Regions from separate parts of the Homo sapiens genome. Here region 2 is linked to region 1. Evidence: chromatin loops called from intact Hi-C (ENCODE). Cell type or tissue: IMR-90. All regions are shown on one strand. Each heading gives the region's core, and the rest is flanking DNA. Links, peaks and the distances in the headings are about the cores only.

Evidence for each region. A loop is a pair of places that touch in the nucleus more often than their neighbours do. Peaks named below come from ENCODE experiments on the same cell type or tissue, not always from the same donor. Only the 100,000 strongest peaks of a DNase experiment are listed, where the experiment ranks them.
Region 2: it touches region 1 in a loop (3-fold over the local background); 3 of 110 quality-filtered maps call a loop at or near these places.

Annotation. Positions count from the first base shown.
Region 1 is chr17:20,127,038-20,129,846 of GRCh38, forward strand. All of the region lies in intron 3 of SPECC1 (sperm antigen with calponin homology and coiled-coil domains 1), which reads left to right. Among named protein-coding and RNA genes, the nearest start is that of SPECC1, 120 kb to the left of the region's middle. In IMR-90, for the core only: no CTCF peak of the experiment used is centred there; a DNase peak (open chromatin) is centred at 1,184; H3K27ac peaks cover 1,420 bases.
Region 2 is chr17:20,205,447-20,208,255 of GRCh38, forward strand. It overlaps SPECC1 (sperm antigen with calponin homology and coiled-coil domains 1), which reads left to right. Exons shown (of 15, transcript NM_001243439.2): 4 at 1-466. Among named protein-coding and RNA genes, the nearest start is that of SPECC1, 200 kb to the left of the region's middle. In IMR-90, for the core only: no CTCF peak of the experiment used is centred there; a DNase peak (open chromatin) is centred at 1,335; H3K27ac peaks cover 309 bases.

The DNA.
Region 1 (2,809 bases), core at 67-2,566:
GCTCTGATTTTTCAAAGTTTATCATCTAATGTGCTTTGCTTTGTATGTTTCTTTTCTTCAACTATTATGTTTTTAATCTTTAGTCTGATTTCTGTGCTTTCAAATTATTTCTTCATGACTTCTTGCTCAACTTTCATAGCTATCAAATCTTGAATTTCAAATGAGAATGCAAATTGCAGATTTTTTTGAAATCTCCCATTTCTACCAGTAACTTTGTTTCATAGGTGCATATTTACTTGGAATCCTCAGCTGCTCCCCCTTTTATGATCTGCCAGAGCTTTCCAGATAGATCTAGAGAGTTTTCTGTGATCACCTATCTTTACAGAGGGAAGCTAGTATTGGTCCAAAAATCAGAAATTGAGAGGGATACTACTGGAGAATGTGTGGTTATCAGGTCATCTTTTTTTTTTTTTTTTTTTTTTTGAGACAGACTCTCACTCTTTTGCCCAGGCTGAAGTGTAGTGGCGTGACCATAGCTCACTGTAGCCTGGAGCTCCTGGGCTCCAGCAGTCCTCTTGCCTCAGGCTCTCAAAGTGATGGGATTATAGGCGTAAGCCACAGCGCCCAGCCAGGTCATATCATTTACGCTCTGTCGAAGGAAGAGGAAAAATTTTTGCATTATCTGGGGTGAAAGTAAGGAGGGCATTAAAGCCTGAAGTGCAATTTTGCCATTTTTTTCTTTTCTATGTATTTTGTTTTTGTTGTTCTCATTGTTACTTTAGTGCCTGTTGGAAGGTGGCCTTGTCCTCCCCTTCTGCTTGCATGATGGCCCCTGTTCTTATCAGCTGGCCATGGCTGTTTCCCTTGTGTGGCCTTCTGTGCATGCAGGCAAGGAGAAGGGAACACTAGCAGGCCTTCTGAAGCTGCTCATGGCAGAGGCCTCAACTTAGTAGTCCAGTTACCCTTTTAAATGATGACGATTCTGTAATGTGCCCTTTAATATCCTAAAATGAAATTCACCAGTCCATATACATTACTGAAAAAAATCAATATAATGCTGTACCTATAATGTAGAGAAGAAATAAAAGGCAAATAATTTCTAATGAAGTGACATATCAGTGTGTAAGTGCTGGAGCCTGACTCCACTAGAAGACAGATGCTTGTACATTAGTGGAGATTGCTGCCTTAAGCTTGAATGCTACAAATGAGACTGACTCATGGGTGCAGTGTTGAGAATTCAAATACCAGGCGTGTTGACATCAGTGACTTTGAAATGTTGACAGCTCAGGGTAAACATTTTGAATAAAGCAAAGTACTGTCTTTCCTTAAGTTACATGATAGTTGCATTCCTAGAAAATTCAGTGTATAATAGCAATGCTGTGTGAAACTGCTTTGTGTTTCTCTGTAAAACAGAGTTAGATTCTGGATGTAGGTATTTATAACTGTGTTCTCCTATTCAGGAGTGCTGTCAGATCACAAGGAGGGAGCAGGAAGCAGGAAGCAGGCGTGCCCCTCATATTTGCAAGGCTTGGGGCAAGAGTGCAGCGGGGGCCATCTGTTTATTCACAATATTCTGATATAATTAAATATTCTAGTAAAGGAGATCAAGTGTCAGGGATTTCAGATGACCTGGTAGCTTGTCGATCTAATGACAATAATTTTCTTACTCATTTTCATCTTTTTTTTAATCAGTAATGGGTGAATTTTGTGTGGTGAATTTTATTTTTTCTTCCCAGCTTCCCCCAAGTTCTACTTTAGTATTTTCTCATTTTTATCACTTTGAAATTTGTAATTCTTCTCAAAGGTTAAAAAAATTAATGATATTCAAATATAATTTTAAAATAATTTTTCTTCAAAATAGAAATTAAAGTCAATATAAAGGGTGAAATATATTTCATATTTTTAAATTTTTTAATTTAATTTTTTATTTTTAGAGACAGCGTCACACTCTGTAACACAGGCTGGAGTGCAATGGCATGATCATGGCTCAGTGCAGCCTCAAACTCCTGGCCTCAAACGATCCTCCTGCCTCAGCCTCCAAAGTTGCTGGGACTACAGCCATGCGCCACCATGCCTGGTTAATTTTTTAAATTTTTTTGTAGAGACAGGTGCTCACTATGTTCCTGGGCTGAAGCCATCCTTCCATCCTGGCCTCCCAAAGTGCTGAGATTATGGGTGTGAGCCACTGTGCCTGGCCTGTTTTGTTTTTTTTTGTTTTTTTTTTTTGAGACGGAGTCTCACTCTATCACCAGGCTGGAGTGCAGTGGCACCATCTCGGCTCACTGCAAGCTCCGCCTCCCGGGTTCAAGCCATTCTCCTGCCTCAGCCTCCCGAGTAGCTGGGGACTACAGGCGCCTGCCACCACGCCCAGCTAATTTTTTTGTATTTTTAGTAGAGACGGGGTTTTACCCCGTGTTAGCCAGGATGGTCTCAATCTCCTGACCTCGTGATCTACGCACCTCGGCCTCCCAAAGTGCTGGGATTACAGGTGTGAGCCACCGCGCCCAGCCAGATTTCTTTTTTTTTTAGCTGTTGAATTTTGTGAGTTCTTTATATGTACTAGAAACTAGTTCTTTATTGGATATGTGGTCTGCAAATATGTTCTTCCAGTCTCTCTTTTATCTTTTCAACCTTATAACAGGGTCTTTCACAGACCAAAAATTTTAAATTTTGATGAAGTCCAACTTGCTAATTTTCCCTTCTATAGATTGTGCTTTTGATGTCAAAATTCTTTGCCTAGAGCCAGTTTTGTTGTTGTTGTTGTTGTTGTTTTGTTTGTTTGTTTGGTTGTTTTGAGACAGAGTCTAACTCTGTTGCCCAGGCTGGAGTGCAATGGCACAATCTTGGCTCACTGCAACCTCTGCCTCCT
Region 2 (2,809 bases), core at 234-2,733, 79 kb after region 1:
GGAGCAGAAGTGCACAGGTATTCTTGAACAGGGCCGCTTTGAAAGAGAGAAGCTACTCAACATTCAGCAGCAGTTGACCTGTAGCTTGCGGAAGGTTGAGGAAGAAAACCAAGGAGCTTTAGAAATGATTAAACGTCTGAAGGAAGAAAATGAAAAACTGAATGAGTTTCTAGAACTGGAACGGCATAATAATAACATGATGGCCAAAACTTTGGAAGAGTGTAGAGTTACCTTGGAAGGGCTAAAAATGGAGAATGGATCTTTGAAGTCTCATTTGCAGGGTGAGAAGCAGAAAGCCACAGAGGCCAGTGCTGTGGAGCAGACGGCAGAGAGCTGCGAAGTTCAAGAAATGTTGAAAGTAGCCCGAGCAGAGAAAGATCTACTGGAACTGTCTTGCAATGAGCTCAGACAAGAATTACTAAAGGCAAACGGTGAAATTAAACATGTTTCCAGTCTGCTGGCCAAGGTGAGAAGAGACAGCTCTTTACTGGTATTTGCTCATCCTTGTTCACATTTCTGCCCTTAACCTCTAAATTCACAGAGCACAGAGAAGCATTTGCTTAGTCTGTTTCATTCACGAAGCCAGCATTCCAGCTTGAAGGCCTGTTAGATTGCACACAGGTTGGGATTGGGGGATACAAAAAGGAAACACCCAAATTTCTGATTATGGGCGGTTCAAAATGTGGGGATGTAGAGTCAAATCAGAGTATGATGCAGTGATAAAAGAATATCATACAGCCTATGCCCAGGCTCTAGTCTAGTGCAAAGGAGGGGCATCTGGTGTAACGTGGGGGTTGGGCGTAGCACAGAAGGACTTCCTGGAAGAAATAGCAACTGAGCTGAGTTCTGAAGATTGAGTGGGAGTTTGCCAGTCTGTCAGCATGCTTTTAGCTGCCAGTAACAGAAAATGAAATCACTCCCAATTTTCAACTAAAATATTACCACTATTTTGGTGTTTTCTTCCAGATATATGTGTGTGTATGTGTATCATACAAGTTACACAAATTTATAATCATCCTGTACATGTTATTAACTTTTTTTGCATTTGACATTTTAGAAATATTAAAACTTTTCTCAGCATATTCCTATCATTAAATATTCATTTAAACATTATTTTAAAGGCCAGATACTATTTTAATATAAATATTTCATATTTACCCTGTTGTTGAACATACATGTATTGTCAAACATTTGTGGTCTTTCCAGTCTTTCAATATTATAAATACTTTTTTATATCTATCTTACTGTTTATTTAGGAAAAATTCCTAGACGATGACTTACCGAGTCAAAGAGTATAAACATTTTAAAGACTTTCAACACATTCAGCCAGATTGCCCTTCAGAAATATTATGCCAGTTTATTCATCCTAGCGGTCATGAGATCATGAGCTTTCCTGAGCCTTTGCCAGCACTTGGTATTACATTGTTATATCATTTAAATCTGTTAATCATTTCATTTTTTTAACCTTTTTTGCTTGGGAAGATCTTCCATAGCCCAAGAGCAAATAACTTTTCTCAACACTTTAATCAGCCTGTAATTTTGTTTTTGATGCAAGAATTGTGGTGATTTTATGATATTCTGCCCACCTCCCAGAGCAGTGCTGGAGAGGTGCAGAGAGATGGCCTCCTATTTCTTGTTCCCTCCAAGTTCTGGGTCTGATTTAGGGATCTACTGGCAAGAGAGATTCAAAACATCTTCCTACCTTAGTTTAGGGGTTGTCATTGTTTCAAGGAGCAAATTATGCCATGAGCTCTCAGGGAGATTTTTCTCCACTGCTTCGTCTGTCTTAAGATGAGTCTGTTGCAGCCTGATTCTGCAATTTGGCCATCTGATGAGCTTAGTGGTGGGTCATGTTAAGGAGTTTCTCTCTTTGTCTGTATTCTAAATTTGTAGGTATTTTATTGAAAGTACGGAAGTAATTCCATTAGAGGTTACTAGTCAGGCTTGGCATTGGGTTTTAATATCTTGTGGAGTAAGATTATTCTTTTTTTACTTTAAGATTACTCACTACTCTCTGGCAAAATGTTTTATCTCCCATGTGCACCTTCTTGAAGTTCTTTATCAGTCCCTCTGTGTTTTTGGTAGTTTGGCATTACATTAAATGTGCATATCAGTGAGAAATAATTTGACATCTTAAAAATAGCTTATTTTTTTCTGATCATAAAATATTTTTATTACAGACGATTTAAAAAGTACAGAAAAGTATAAAAAAGAAAAGTATTACCTTTAATTTCACCACTTGGAGAAAAACTGCTAACCTTTTGCTGTATGTCCTTTCAGGCCTTTTCTCAGTTTATACATGTTTGAGCATGCATAAAAACTTGCATTGATATGATTATGATATTTTGTCTTCCTATCCAGAAGAGTAGAGTATGTCTGTCCACATTCCATTACAAAGAATCAGTTGGATTAGTTTATCTATTCCACTATTAATCTGTTTCTGATTAACTTGTTTCTACTTTTATCTTTATTAATTTTTTTGTCTTATTTTTTGTACATTTTGGTTTCTTGACTAAAATTCTTTGTTCATTTAACTTTTTTTTATCCTTGGTTGATAATGAAAGCATTTAAAGTTATAGCTTTGGTAAATAGAGGCAATAAAATCTGGAATCTTCTGGAATAAACTAAATGTAATTTAAAGGAAAGTGTGCATTTTCTGTAGAGTGCAAGGCACAACATATATGTTTAAAATCAAACTGTTATTATTCATGTATCCTACATCTTACTGCATGCTAACTAGAAGTATCAAATACTGATAGTAAGAAGGGAAAGGTCCTAGCTAGTATTTTTAGGTGAGAGTTTGAGGTAA